2 separate regions of the Mus musculus genome follow, and region 2 is linked to region 1. Evidence: chromatin loops called from intact Hi-C (ENCODE). Cell type or tissue: left cerebral cortex. All regions are shown on one strand.

Region 1 (8,000 bases):
CTCACCGCTCTCGGAGCCTAGTGAGTACGATTAGTCTAGAATTCCAGCAGAGTGTGCCAAGGAAGCCAGAAGCATCATGTGGGTTACTGCTAGCGGCAGGCAAGGGCTTCAGACCTGGACAGTTAAGGTCAAAGCCCAGCTCCCTTGTCACTCTCTGTTTAAGTCTGGGCAACCCCTGTCTATTTAGTTTTCTCATTTTTGAAAAGAATTTTAGTGCCTATTTCCTAGGTGGTAATAAAGATAAAAATCCCTTGGTACACATAGAACAAAACCTAGTCCACCATAATAGCACAGTTAATTGTTACTACACAAAACAACGTCTTCAGAAGAGCTCAGATGGAGGCCCACCTCTTCTTAAGTCCTTGAATGGCTGGCCAGGCATATGTATCTGGCTCAGCCTTTATCTGGCTGCAGGTGCTATCAGCTCAACTCCAAGGGTTCTCCACGCCCTTGTCTACTTGCTCCTCTAGGACTCTGTTCTTGCCGTGCCTCTGTCTGGCAAGTGCTATTTCAGCAAAGCCGCAACATCCTTTAAAATCCAATTCAGTGTGCTCACTAGCAAGATTTCCCTGATCTTCCACCCTAGACGCTTATAACCACAGCAAGCTTCAAGCCTCCACTTACCGACCCCTGTTCTAAATTATTGAGAGGTCTGTTTCCCACCCTTGAGCTCCTTGAGAAAGGGGCTGAGGTCTCACCCACTTTGGAACAAAAGTGCCTGGCACACATCTAGCCACCATAGAGGGGAGTGCACACCTCACGACTCATCCCGCACACCATCGCCCAACAGCCTGCAGCGCCGGGGGATATCAATGCGATCACTCTGCACTCGAGAGTGGTTGATGAATGTCCCCAAATTTTACTCGGTGAACACCATGTAAATGAGCTGTCATGTTCCTTCGCTTACAAAATTACTTGCCAATTACACTTAGATGACCCAGCATAATTGCCATATAAACTGTACCCTGGCTGGGGTAACCTGAATCATCAATTTAACTTTACCCTCTCATCATATGGTACTTAGCACACAATTAAATAAACGGCCAGTCACTGTACATTTTCCCAACAGAATGAAGTGGCTTTGTCATTGGTTCCTCGGTCACAACAATCTAGAACACACCTTCAACTATCAGAAACTGAAGGAGAGAACTTTGTGCATTTAAGAAATAATTTCCAAGTGTTTTTAAAAAATTAAAACCACGTGTTTGAAAAGTCTTTTTCTTGAAAACAGACAAAAAAATTTTTTTAAAAAGGCAAAAACCTTGTTCCTCCTAAAGAGACGCTGCTCCCAAGATCTCAGTTCATAAAAATGGCTCCAAGCCTTTGAAAGTGAGTCTAGCTCCTCAATCTATAATTTATTTCAAAGACTGTGTGTGTGTGTGTGTGTGTGTGAGAGAGAGAGAGAGAGAGAGAGAGAGAGAGAGAGCAGCTCAGTGAGGTTGACGCTCTTCCCTGATAGACTGGCTAATAACTTATGCAAGATGGAGATAGATGGGTGAGACTCTGAATGCTGACCGTGACTCTGAGTGACGGGATTTTCATTCGCTGCCCGGACGCTGCCTCCACACCTGACACAGGTAATCACATTGACTCCTCAGCTCCTCAGCATGGAGACATCAGGCCAAACGCGTGCTCAAACAGAGGTTCTGTCTGAAGGGACTATTTGACTTCCAGAACATACTGTTTGGAGGCCCTGATTGAAAAGAAGGTCAATGCTAGCCCAAATATCTCTCTACCCCCTGAGGTGGAATAATTGATGTGCGGCAGCCCTTAAGGATGTGGAGTCACCAGGGTGATGGATGGATATACGTATATTATTCACACGTACATCTGCTAATACACAGGTCCCAGTGCAAACACCAGGACTTAAGAATATTATGTGGATTTAGGACAATCCCTGAAGGACTCCGGTTCCATTAAAATCTTGTTTTGGCAGCCTGGGGCAGATCCATTCCAACTCCCACACGCTTTATGCATTCAAAAGGGGGAACCAAACCACTTTAAAAATAAATTTAATAAATTTTTGTAATGTCAAGTTATTAACATCCTGTCTAGTCATACAATGTTCATATTTTTAAGAAGTAATATTAAAGCTGCAGAGATGTTAACCCTTCTAATAGCTGAATTATCATTTTTATTTCCATTGTGGTTTTTTTTAATTGCTTTATCTTGCCAAAGGAGATGAATCACACCCCTACAAACAAAAGGAAACCTTCGGGTTCCCCCTTCTTGTCACAGATTCACTAGCCAAAACACAGAATTTCAACTTCTTTAAGAAGATGTGAGCCATTCCTACCATACACTCTTAAGTACTCAAGGAAGATGTGCAAAAGTCGCCCAAATAGGAGAGTCTTCCTCGCCTACCACTGCTAATGTCACCTTCCCAAAAGTCATCCCATAGGTAAATGTTCTCCTGGTTAATATAAAAATCTGAAGTTTTTACTATATATACCAGATAAACTGATTCAAGTTCCCAAAATTCCATGTGATAAGATGTGAGTCCCTGGTCCTTAATCAATGCCCTCAGCCAGTCCTGTGCATGGCCCACAGAACGCAAGGCCTGTCTGCAAACTTTTCTTCAGTGCTCAGTACACCATAGCTCTGGATGTGCTGTGCTCAATAAGCTCACCACTTCTCTGATCATCTAGTTAAAAGCAGCCATTACTGTCTGAGAAAAAAGTAAGCTATAAGTTAGTAAACTGGGCACTAACGATATTCAAAATCATGAGAATTGTTACATATTATGGCCTAAGAGCCCTTAAACCAAGCAGGAAGGAAGTGCAGTTCTTCCTGACTGGGAAAAGTAACACGAGTCTCCTAGACACACAGAATGAACCATGAGAGCACTGGAATGTGGTTATGACCGTCACATGGCCAAAATGAGCCTCCCTCTCTGCCTATGCCCCCTCCATGTCACAAGCAAAGGCAAAATGCCCGAATGCTGTAGTTCCTGACAGACCCCACCACCACCACCACAGCAAACGACTCAGGCTGGGTGCTGAGTATTTCAGATAAACAGGAGAAATGGTACCATATCCTGCTAAACACTCAGCCACACTTTAAACTGATGGGAGCCAAGGGACAAGCAAATGGAACGTCAGAGCACTCAGAAAGCTGTAGCCTTGCTCCTGAGGCTGAAGGGGGTGGTGGGCAACTGGGCCCAACGCACGCTCTGGGCTTTGAAGTCTGGCTGACTGAGCCCTGTTCCTGAGGAGCACAGCCCCACGGCAGGCAGCTCCTGTTCTTGTGAAGGAAGCTCAACTTGCTTAGGCCATGGCTGTCCGTCATCTCAGCAGAGAAGGGGAAGCAGGAAAGGTGAGCGGCAGGTGAAAAACAAACTCTTGTGATCTCTTAACTTCAAGCAATGAAAAATGGAGCAGAGGTAGACACAGGAGGGCCAGCAAAAGACCAGCAGTCAGAAGTGTTTGGGAACGCTGGTTTTTCTTGGGGTAGAAATAAAGGCGATTGAATCAGAAATGAAGCACAGAGATCTAGATGGTGATGGGAGACGTGTGCGTCTGCATTTTCTGATCATTCTCCTAACCAGACACGTCCGGTCCTCTAGTTAAATCCAATTGTGTTTATGAAGATCCGGGCGAGGGCACAATAAAGATGGGACCTCGAGAACAAGTGGAGTCTGGTGCTCCTCTGCCACCTTGTGGCAGCCAACACAAATTGCAGGCACTAATACTAGGATGAACAAAGAGGGTCAAAAGGCTGTGCTTTTAAAGTCCACCTGTAAATGGGGACTCAGATTTCCCACGCACAAACACGGATCTGCCTCGGTTCTTATTACCTACAGTGAAAGCTGTTCCTAGAGGATGATAGAGGTTTTTTTTATTACATGGGGTCCCTGAGCTGCTGCTGCAGGCTGCCTGGAAAAGGACAAGAAGGTTGTCTGCCAGTGTTAGACTGAATATTCGTGGAGCACGGTTTGAAAAAAGAAAGCAGAAATAAGGAAGAAGCTAAAGTGCCCATCATGACAAGATTTAATTAAATAAGCCGGGGCATGTCCACGTGATCAAACACTAAGGAGCTGTGAGAATGTACCGGAGTTCTTTTGTATACAGATGGAAACAGGTCTGTGGAAGCACTTTACTGACTTATATCCAACACGGACTTGCAAGTGTGCTCGTCTCACATAAAAGGGCTCCACAGAACACAGAGCAGACTGCCTGGGCTGGTTAGTCGGCAGGGTGGAGGTCTGTGCTTTTCGCTTTATGCTGTCTCACGTTGTTTGCTTTTCTCACTGAGTGTAGCGTGATGTTTCTCTTTAACTAGACATTGAGTGAAAGGCAGGGGCTGAATCGCGCTTCCTCAGTCCACACTACACACTGCTACATCTGTGGAGTGATGATGTCCCAGTAGCTTGGTGTGCGCGCGCACACACACACACACACACACACACACACACACCTGGCAGTGCCTGGAGGCCCGGCTCATGCGGAGAAGCATTCATCCATCTACACACCTCCCTGCATCTGAGTCTTTCCCACACTCAGTTGGGTGTAGTTCAGGGTGCCATAGACCAGAACAGGGCAGACAAAAAGATGTTGTCTGACATTTCTGACTGAACATGAGCGAGTCTCAAAAGCAGCTCTTGGTGTGAACCCCTGATTCGCCCTGTAATCTGCTCCTGTCCCCCTCCCCCAACCCACTCCCACTCACCCAGTATTCCATTCCCACTGCTCTGATGTTCTTGGGTTTTTGTTTTGTTTTGTTTTGTTTTGTTTTGTTTTGTTTTGTTAGAGACAGGGTTTCTCTGTGTATCCCTGGCTGTCCTGGAACTCACTCTGTAGACCAGGCTGGCCTCGAACTCAGAAATCCGCCTGCCTCTGCCTCCTGAGTGCTGGGATTAAAGGCGTGTGCCACTACCGCCCGGCTTGCTCTGATGTTCTTAATCTCCGAATCCACCTACAAACTCTTTGATCTTAAACTCGACCCTCTATATCTAAGGTTTTAGCTTTGATTTTCATGCCTGGTTTTGCCAGGTGCAGAGGTCCAGCATGGCTTCCCAAGTCTGCCTAAGTACAGGCACAAATTGTTGAGATGTCCCTGTACGTTTGGAAGAGACTTCTTGATGGTTTCCTTTCGAGATATTTTCCATTCACGGCACAGACAAGGGACTGCTTCCTTTGGTATTTAAGAAATGCATGTAAATCCAGAAGTAGAATAGTAATGACCCAACAGAAGACCAGACACAGATAATGAGCAGACAGACCCAAGGAAAGAAATGCAAACGATGCCCCCAAACATGGAGAAGGTGACAACCCCACCCCAAATGCTGGAAGCACAGTGGTCATCCCTGCTAACCACCGCATGGACAAGGCTAAGCAGTGTGCAACAAGCTTCAACAGCAGACGGCAGTGGGCGTGCTCAGCACGGAGCACACACCGCATCGTCTCCAAAGACAATCTAGTAATAGATGAAAGTTTTGAACGTGTATAGCCTTTTTAGCCAGAAAGTCTGAATGTAAGGACATGCTCATACCAAACAAGATGATTAAGGTCTGAGCATGTGCACAGAAGCATCGTTGGAGATAGAAGACTACACATAACCTAAGGGTCTAGCATAAAGGATTGCTTAAAGAAAATCACAGAGTACCCCAGATGGAAATACTGTTAAAGCCATCCAAAGAGGATAAAGTTGTGTTATAGTTACTGCTTTTGATCTGTTGCTAGTTTAAGCTGGGCACAAAGCACCGCACATATGTGTAGCTGTTTTTAAATACTTGGGATAATCGTGTGATGATATCAAGAAAGAGCAGAGAGCTGGTGTCTGAGAGGACAGGAGGGAGGCCTCTCCTCAGACCTTTATACTGCCACCCACTTCGAGTAGTTTCTGCCATGTCTGCACACAGCCAGGCAAAAATCCATCATTTTTGAAGAATGATAACTGCTTGTCCGTAGTAGAACATCAAATACTCTATTCAAGCCAGTCCTCTACTGTGATCATTCAGCTAAACTATGCCAGCCTGGCCTTACCCCCATGGGACTTGTGACTGACTCCTGTCACTCTTCTGCTTGACACAAAGCCAAAAGTTTCAGTACCCCTGAGAAACATTTGGCGATTTAAATCGTCACTTAGTGTCCCTTACTGTCCAGTAGCGCCCTTCAAGGCTCAAGTGGAGGCTCGACCTCACCTGACAGTCCCCTTCCACTCTTTTCCTCCATGACCCTCACCGTGATGTCCCTACCCCAGCTCTCTCCTCTCATTTGATCCAACAGAGTAATCTATGCCCTTCAAGGCCTTCATCTAATTATCTCTAGGAAAACATTAAACCTTTTCTCTGAACTCCTTCATTTATCTTATATAATTTTCCTGGTCAGGACTATATCGTATACCCTATGGTCATCTCTGTTCAATAGAAAGGCCCAAGAGAAGGCAGGTTCAAGCAGCGTGCTCCACACGGGGGCGGGGTGGGGGGGGTCTCATCCTGTGGATCGAGACCCCTTAGGAGATTTGGGAGGGTCAAAACCCAGAGGTTTACATTACAGTTCATAACAGTAGCAAAGTTGCAATTAGGAAATAGCAATGAAAATTCTTTTCTGGTTTAGGGTCACCACAACATGAACTGCATTAAAAGGAGGCAGTGTTGGGAAGGCTGAGAATCATTGCTCTAGCACCTCAGGATCTGCCTGGTTGCACGGGTGCTTCAGATATATGAACTAAAATCTTGAACCCATAGTCGCCATTGTGTTACACAGCTCTCACATATCAAATTGAAAATTACAAATGTTGCTTCTTAAGACAAGCATGGTGGTATCTGCTATTCTGGTACTCTGAGCTGGTGGCCAGCCTGAGCTACGTAGTGAGTTCCCTGACATCCTGGGCTACATAGTCAGAGAGTTCTTATAACAAACTTAAAACTGCCAGACAACATGAAATTGATCAATCCTTGTGCCATAGAGTATGGGACGCCTACCCAAATTTCCTCTCCAAGTTTTAAGACTGGCCCTACCCTAGGTTTAGTCATTGCTCTTGCCCAACTCTTTGGTCTGGCTGGACTACAGTAGTTCACCCTAGATAGTCTGACTGGCTATAAATGAGTTAAGATCTGGTTTGTTTTCCTGGCTCCGATGTCTATGGAGTGGTGCTCATTTGGTGAATTAGGTATGTCTTCCAAGGACTCTGGAGATGAGAGATCTCCTTCCAGAAGCACATGGACAAACTGTGGATCTAGCCAGGATGGCTTCCTCTGTGGCCTTACTGCTGAACATTTCCTTAAAGGAACGAAATCTAAACACTCTCGATGGCTATTTCCTAAGCACACGGTCTATCCCAGAGCTACGTCCTCTGGCATGCGGTGGCTATTCACAATGTTTGCATGTATTGTGCTTCTTCTCAGGTATACATAATTTGAAAGACTGTGGAGGAAACATTAAACGTTTATCAGGAACTCAAGGCATCAGGCGTGGCCCATGCACATGTGAACAACACAGAAGGAACATCGGTAGATGCGATGTCATTATAGCTAACAAGAAACATGCTGAAGGAGAGAGATCAGGCCTGTGCCCCAGTGGAGAGCATGCTGGCCGGCCTTACCCCTATGAAGTTAGAGACAGAGCAAACTGGATAGTACAGAAACCAAATCAGCAGTTGCTTAGGGCTGCAGTGCAGTCTGGGAAGGGCTGAAGGAAGGAATCTCAAAGTGTCATGAGGAGGTTTGGCGTGATGAATGTGCTCACTATCGTGATGTTGGTGGAGTGTATGTATCTTTCAGATTGTCAAAGCTCGTGAACGTTCATACTCTAAGATACGCGATCTCGCAGGCCAAACACTCCAGTGGAGCTGTTTTTGAAGAGGAAACAGACAACAGTGAAGGAAAGAGAGAAAGAGGAGTCTTCCCCGTAGTACATTCGTACAATGCTACTTCTAACATTGCTTTCAGAAAAGACCAGCACCCGCCATCCACCACCTCCAAATGACATTTCCTGAAAGTGCCAGTTTCCAGAAAGATGGGAATTGTATTTTTGAAGGAGCAGCCAGGTTGCAAGCAG
Region 2 (8,000 bases), 220 kb before region 1:
ACACACATGCATACACTCACGCACAAACACACATGTACACATAGGCATTCACACTGTACATGCACATGTGCACGCGCGCGCGCGCGCACACACACACACACACACTCACACACGCAAGCACTCACACTTGTGCTCACACACCCTCAAAGGTGGATAGGAGCAATCTATGGCTGTTCACATAGCTCTAGGCTTATAACAAGTCACTTGGGGGCGATGTCAGTTCTACAGAAGTAAAATCTGGCTGCTTGTTCCCTTTGCCCACAGTACAGCCTGGTGTGGGGCACAAGAGAACCCTTCTGATGGGCAGGCAAGTGGCTGATATATTTTTACACCATCTATGCTTGTAAAATGTAACAATTACACAGATCTATCAGCACCACCACTTCCCCTCAAGTCAAAAAATGGAATTGCTCATCATTTACATTTCATTTCAATTCCATTTCTCTGTGTGAGGAAGAGAAGAGACTCCCAGAGGATCAAACAGGGAGAATGCATCCCAGAGCCTTCACTAGGGCCAGCGCGTCTCTGCTCCAGATCTCAGCAGGGCTGCTGACTTGAGGGTCACAGTCACAGGGTGGCATGCTCACAACGCTGTTGCTTTCAAGCCTTTATCCTTTTTCAGAAAACAAAATCAGCCAGGCATTCTGGGTCCTTCTGCAGAGGCGGGCAGAGCCTGCATCCAATCAGTTCTAATAGAACCTGTTCTGAGGCGGCTTATGGTATCCCGGTTACTCTCCCTTAATGGTCAGTTTTACTGCATACTGATGGAGGGTGTGATTATAGGGTGGCCACAACTCACAGAAAACACATCTCTCTCTCTCCCTCTTTTGTTCTCACTTGCAACCAATTGTAAATAGTGTCTGAAATAGAAAATTAGTGAAGCTACATCAGTAAGTAGGATGCCTTTCTTCAGTTTTGCATACTGAGTTTATTTTTAGGGTATATATATGGTATAGATTCCCCCCTCGCACCACATTCTAGCAGCTCAACATAGAATCGCACATTTTAATGAGCTCAGGGCACAGGTGTTGCAGGAAAAAAAATAATGATGTTTGCCATTCATCTTTCAAATTAAATAATGTGTTTTTAAATAGTAACTTTTTTCATAATACATTATGGGAACAACATTTATCTGTCACATTTTAAAAGATGTATTTGTAATAAATGTAAATTACTTTTAGAAAATCAGTAATTAGGCTCATCAAAAAAATAAACAATCTGCCACAAAAAAGATAATCTTTAGCATAGTTAAGTATAATAACTGTTATTTGAATAAGTTAACAAATTAGGGTAGATTGCTTCTGTAATTCATTTCCTATAGCACGAGTTTAGGTTACGGCATTAGGCTTCTGTAGTGGGGGTGGAGGGGCGTTATGCACCTCATACTTTGGTGAAACACAACTCTCAGGTTTGAAAGCTAAATTTCTCTTTAAACTTGATTGAGCAAGTGCATTCACCACTGGGTCTTAGAAATGGGAGATAACAGAGTCTCCGTATCGCTTCTAGAGCTGTATCACCACCTCAGGATTATCAATCAATAGCTGTCTTATTAAATATGAAAAGTGGAATGAATTTCTCAAAAAAAAATTGATGGCAATCAGCCTGTCACCTTCAGGCAAAATTCAAAAATTCTGTTTTTATCGAGACGCCATTAACTTGTCACGTATCCTCCCAATATGCGCGTTTTGCGCTGGTGCTTCATCTGTGTGTGTACAAATAGGAGCCTCTTCTTTTCCCTCAACTTTTTGCTCCTGTTTGGATTCTGAGGCCGTGTTAAGGGGAGTGACTGGGATGCTAGTTCTATGAAGCAGAAGCCTAAGGGAAAACCCATGTCTGGAAGGAGGCACAGCCTTCAGTCTGACCCTTGCTCATCACGGGGCAGTTCTAAATAGGAGCTGCAGTAAGGAATACAGCTACTGAACGTGCATTTTGATCTCAAGGAATGCCTGCAACTCTCGGGGCATTTTCTCCTCTAGTCAGAGGAATTAAAACCCCAAATGGATCAGCTGGTTTCTCAAATATTGTATTGCTCTTGCCAAAATGATGGAATAAATATAATGTCACTTGAAATGTCAAAATGTCACCACTGGTCCCCTTGTGCCTTTCACAGTGACTACCACTGCTGTGTTTCTACTCAATGTCTTATCCAGATGTGTATGTGTCACAGCTAATCATGCTGACCAGTCTTCTATAGTGGATCTATTAATGTAAACTCATATCTACACACACACACACACACACACACACACACAGCAGAAATACTCATACATACCTTTCAATGAGATGAGTTCCATGCTTGGGGGCATTACATTCTACCTATGCATGTTACTATGTCGATCTTCATGAAAGCTTACGAGCTTCTCTTTGCAGGTTAAAGTTTGGGGGCTGGGATACAGTGCAGCCTTGCCTTTTGGCTGTTTTGCATTCAAAGAGAAAGCTTGAATTTTCGGTTTGGCTGAAGCAGCGTTTTCTTCTGGCGTTCCTGATACACTTTGCTTTCTTGAACTCCCCTCTCTCTTGGCCTTTCCTGGGGGGGTGGTAGGCTCTGCGCTCTCCACACAGCCCTGGGAAGTGTGGGACGCACCATCTCCTTCCTTTGCATCATCAGCTCCCTTCTGAGGGGAAAGTCCTGAAAGAGGCACCGTGTCTGTCTCATCACGGAACACAGAAGAGCTGGCTGTCATTTGTTCTGGCTTAGCAGCTTCATCCTGGACTTCTGATTCATTTGGAAGGGCACTGGAGAGACGGGCTTCCTCATCAGCAGGCTCGTCCTCAACACAAGCTTCAAAGAAGCAGTCCACGTCTTCCTTGTCATCTAAGCCAGAGTCCACGGTGTCTGGTGGCAATGGGGTGTTGCTCTTCTCATCTATGTAATTGGTGACCTCCCCACAGTCACTGTCATGGGACGAAAGAGATAGGTAGGAGTAAAAATCTCCCTTCCTCAGGTGTATGGGCCGATGCGAATGCTCTAACACTTTCTCCTTAATTTGGGTCAGTGACGTGGGAGCGGCCACCTCACTCTCAGGTTGTGATTTACTTTTGAGGGCTGTTGATGCCATGTCAATGATTTCCTTAACAAAGTCATGTACCGAACAATCTTCATCATCTTTCTGATGGAAAACATCTGGCTTGCAGTTGCAACAGGAAGTGCTGCTGCTGATAGAAGCACTTTCCTCTGTCTCATTTTGTTCGAGTAGGCAGCAACCAGCAGCGTTTCTAGCCACACTTGGTGCATCATTAGACAAAGATTTGAGTCCATCACTATCTTGTCTGCTTCCGCCACCGGTTTCCAACAGTAGTCCTGAGCAAGAGTTCTGGACTGATGTGCAGTCACCCCTTTCAGGATGCTGGGGATCGGCACCAATCTGTGGAGGATGCCTATCATTTGGGGGACCAAATTCCTTCCCAGTGACACTTGAATCATCAGAACCATCCATTAATGCTTCATACTCGTCGTGCTTGGATTCAGAAATCTTTTTCACATTTGAAGCAAGGTTCGCTGATGCCTCTGGGATCTCTGGCTTCTCCTTTTCTCTCTCTGGAGTACTTTCAACATTGCCATTTTCCATGTCGGCCACATGTGGATCTTTAGTAACGTCGTACGTATTTTTCTTATTTTCACCTTTGGTTCCTAAGTCATGAGTTCTGGGTGGGTTCTTGCCATTCCCATTGTTTTCAGAGAGACGTTTTATGGAGCAATTTAGAAGGGCCTCAATGTCCAGGGTGTCCGAGGGATTGGCCCTCTCGGTACTTCCTCCATCTTTATTGACCTTTATTTCATCAGTGACACTGGGCCGTTTCTTTTCTCTCGACAAGGAAAGTTTGGGTCTTATCCACGTCTGCAGTTCGTTCTTGATGTAGTCCAGCCCAGACATCAGGTTGCTTTCCTCATAAATTTCATCATCCGTTGCGATACTGGAGTCGTCATCCTCATCTTTGAGACACAGCTCTTCTTCCGTCAAGGTGAGAGTGGAGCTGGAGAGGAGGTCGCTGTCGTCTTCGTCATCAGTGCAAGCAGAGGTGCAGGAGACGTTGACAATCATGCTGACATTGACGTCGCTCTCATCAGCCACCGAGCGATTCAGGCGCTTCCTGAATGATGCGTTGGACTCTGGGACCTTGTTTTTGTGTAACACAATGTCCTCCGAGCAAAGAGAGAGCTCATCGCTGCTACTCAGTTCGGTAAGAGATGCCGGCGAGTCTTCATTGATAGAGGATGCGACATCCAGTGACATCTGGCCACTGAAGGACATCTTTTGGGAACTGCTTTGCAGAGTGATATCTGAAACACTCCGCTTGATCTTTTGCTCTGAGGGGCTCTGTATGTTCTCCAGACGATTCAAAAGATCTAATGTCCTCTTGCTCAGCTCACCAACCGAGCCACTGCTCACACTTATGTCCCCAGAGCTGTGACAGCTAAAAAGATCCTCGTTGCTCTTATAGGATGTCAACCAACTTTCTAAAGAAGTGCTTCGCTGGAGGCTGTCACTGCCATTTTTAAAGATTCCCAATCCAAACAAATCACCCCCTGGGGAAAGGGACTCTACAGATGAGCTACGAGATAAAAGGGAGAGCTGTCGGGCATTCTGGATGCCCGTGAGTGCCTTCTCTATGTCGCTACTTTTGTATGAGCTTCGACCCATCTCGTGGGGGGCACTTGCCAAGATCTTTTCATGGAGGGGCGCGTCTGGTTGTGACTCAGAAGTCTGATGTTTAGGTTTGCAGGACTTTTTATCAAAATAGAAACCACGAAGAAGGGGATCCTCCAAATGTGCCTTCTCACTCTGCGGCTGTTTCATTATCATTGGGAATTTGAGTTTTGAGCCTTGGAGGTACGAGTAGTCATAAAATGTAAACACCTCATGTTTTCCTTGTAATTCGTCTCCCAAACAATCAGTGGTGTGTTTGGTAATACTGTTTAAGTCCCCAGCTTTCCCATTTACACAACCCACTGGTGAGACAGATGCCTGAGAGACACTTGAAAGCTTAATGCACTCCCCCTCATCTTTAAATTTTTGCTCCAGCACATTGGCTGCGTCTCCCATTTGTGGGTCCAGATGTTGTGTTTCAGGGTTACTCGGGGACCCATCGACCATACTGAACAAGCTCATGTCGGAGTTGGTTGGCATCTCATTGTCTCCTTCGCTGACAATTCCACTCTCACTGCCTGAATTCTGGCTCAAGTCTCCACTCTGACACGAGTAAGGCCTCACCAAGCTGGAACCCCCTAAAAGGTCTGGTAACGATTTTGTGGATGAAAATGAAGAATCTTTACTGAGGCTCTTAGTTAAAACAGTGGGCTGCACTGTGCCTGTGAACTTGGGGCTGCTTTTTAGAAACTGAGTGTGGCTGTCCTCGTGGAACTCAACATTGTGGAGACTGTACACTTGGTAAATGTGTGGGCTGGAAGGGGCAGTGATATTTGAGGTATACTGGGACCCTCCACAGTCACCTGCCTCCTCTTCATAACCGGAGTCCTTGTGGTGTGTCTCTTCAAGTTTCACTGTTGGGACCATAGGCTCCAGGTCTTGATCAAGGTCGTTGGATTCTTCATGCACACTAATGAGTTTGTTACTTATGTCTGTCTCATCCCATTCCAGGGCATCCTCACTCATTCCATTCAGGTCCATCAAGCCAGGGTCAATCACATTCAGAGTCTCCTGTAATAGAAGGGAGGAGAGACAGAGAGAGAGAGAGAGAGAGAGAGGGGGGGGGGAGAATTAGAGAACATAATCGGAAAATTGTTATCTATTAGGACCTCTTGGAAGTTAGAACACAAAACTGAAGTGCAGATTGGAAGGTACCAGCATCAAGAACTCTAGTTCTCCTTGAGATAATATCCAAACACTGTAGGGGTGGGCTATTATCAATAGTGACTGTCACTGAGGCATTAACGTAGATTCAAATATAAAATCACTATACTAGTACATGATCCTTTATGGTCCTAACCATTTGCTGTTGATTGTGCTATGTTTCAAATCTCAGCTTGGGTTGATTATTGAGGGTTGGATATGAAATGTGTCCTACAGGCTCATGTTTTGAAAGCTTGCTCCCCACCTGGTGGCACAATTTGGGGAGCTTCTGGAGAACTTTGCAGGTAAGATTGAGCAGGAAGAAGTATGTCACTTGGGGTGGCTCTTTGGGATGAACTGTTCTTAGCCCCTTTTCTGCTATTTCTTCACAGCAGAGCAGACAAAGCTCCTCCATTACATGCCCCAGGGCATGGGGCCAGGTGACTATGAATGGGACCCTCTGAAACCATGAGCCAAAAGAAATACCCTTCCTCCCTCTCTCTCTCTTTCTCTCTCTCTCTCTCTCTCTCTCTTTAGATATTTTCTTCATTTACATTTCAAATGCTATCCTGAAAGTTCCCTATACCCTCCCCCCCGCCCTGCTCCCCTATCCACTCACTCCCACTTCTTGGCCCTGGCATTCCCCTGTACTGGGACATATAAGGTTTGTGAGACCAAGGGGCCTCTCTTCCCAATGATGGCTGACTAGGCCATCTTCTGCTACATATGCAACTAGAGACACAAGCTCTGGGGATACTGGTTAGTTCATATTGCTGTTCCACCTATAGGGTTGCAGACCCCTTCAGCTTCTTGAGTACTTTCTCTAGCTCCTCCATTGGGGGCCCTGTGTTCTATCCAATAGATGACTGTGAGCATCCACTTCTGTATTTACCAGGCACTGGCATAGCCTTACACGAGACAGCTATATCAGGGTCCTTTCAGCAAAATCTTGCTGGCATATACAATAGTGTCTGCATTTAATACCCTTCCTCTTAAATTACTTAAGTCAATATTTTGGTTGTGTTATGTGAAAGTAACTAAAGCAGCTAAAAATAAAACTGCTAAATGAAGACTAAAAGGTAGAATCCATGAAATATTGTAGGGTACATATATTCTCATAGCAATTTCCTCCCTAAGTCTCTAGTAGAATACTATCTGTTGCTGTGCGTCATAACCCTCTTGCCTCTAATTTTAGGTTAAAGTCCTATTTACCCAGGAACCTATAACAGTGTATACACCTTCATTTTTCTTTCTTTTCTGGTCTTGGCTGTGAGAACTAGGCTTTGCCTCCTGTTGGCTGAGATGAGCAATGCCCACATCTTCCTGAGAGTTCCCAGGCAGCTCCTTAACCATTGTTTCCTGGCTCCCTTTCTTCTTTATCTTTTCTTTGTGAGAGAGATATCACTTGGACTTTTGTTGATCATTACTATTGGTTTGCCTATGCTTCTAACTGTCTGAAGACTTCCCTGACTCCCAGGGATGCAATAGCCTAGGTGCCCTTCTTCTGTGCTCTGCCTGTCTTCATGAGAACTCAGTATTCTCTTGGCCTTCTATGGGATGGAGCTGTTAAACGGCTCTTTCGGCACCCTCATTTCTCACCCAGCTATCTGGTTCTATTGTGGAGCCAAGGAAGGTGAAAAATGCACTGTGGGCCCTGAGAACTTCTCCTACAGATAGAACCATAGAGCATTCTCAGCTCTACCTACACTCATGCCAAGGAGGCAGATGGACGACCATGACTCTAGAACTAGCCAACAAGCCAATGGCCTGGCTGCTCTCACCAGCTTCATTAGCTTGCATGAGTTATTTAAGCTTTCTGAGTATCAGCATCATCACCTATAAGATAGATACAGCTCTATTGATCTTCAAAATCACTCTTGGATGAAATGTAAAATAATTATAAGTGCCCAGGGAAACAGTCAATATTTGGTAACTAATTCTTACGATGTGTAGAGTTGCTCATAAGTTCCCTGACTCCCCCTTGGCTATATCTCCTTCTTACCATCCCTTCCAATTTACTCTTCAAAAACAAACCATGATCTGGTAGGTAAAGAGAATGGTGATAGCTCTGAAGGCAGGGTTTTCTCATTACAAATCAGATTATCTCAACTGTCTGGTTGAAAACAGGCCACTCAGCTTTCTTTCTTTAGTGGGAGGAAGAAAACCTCACCTGGAGCATATTAGGGCACATTTGTAAAGCCTCAATCC

Evidence for each region. Hi-C counts contacts between places; a loop is a spot of excess contacts. Peaks named below come from ENCODE experiments on the same cell type or tissue, not always from the same donor. Only the 100,000 strongest peaks of a DNase experiment are listed, where the experiment ranks them.
Region 2: a loop joins it to region 1, with 4 times the contacts of the local background. A loop is called at or near these places in 2 of 42 quality-filtered maps.

What each region holds. Positions count from the first base shown.
Region 1 is chr12:52,914,776-52,922,775 of GRCm38, reverse strand. All of the region lies in intron 5 of Akap6 (A kinase (PRKA) anchor protein 6), which reads right to left. Among named protein-coding and RNA genes, the nearest start is that of Gm51971, 120 kb to the right of the region's middle. In left cerebral cortex, a CTCF peak has its summit at 3,664 (motif pointing left); a DNase peak (open chromatin) is centred at 3,587.
Region 2 is chr12:53,137,041-53,145,040 of GRCm38, reverse strand. It overlaps Akap6 (A kinase (PRKA) anchor protein 6), which reads right to left. Exons shown (of 14, transcript NM_198111.2): 13 at 2,273-5,660. The coding sequence ends at 2,313. Among named protein-coding and RNA genes, the nearest start is that of Npas3, 110 kb to the left of the region's middle. In left cerebral cortex, no CTCF peak of the experiment used is centred here; a DNase peak (open chromatin) is centred at 4,234.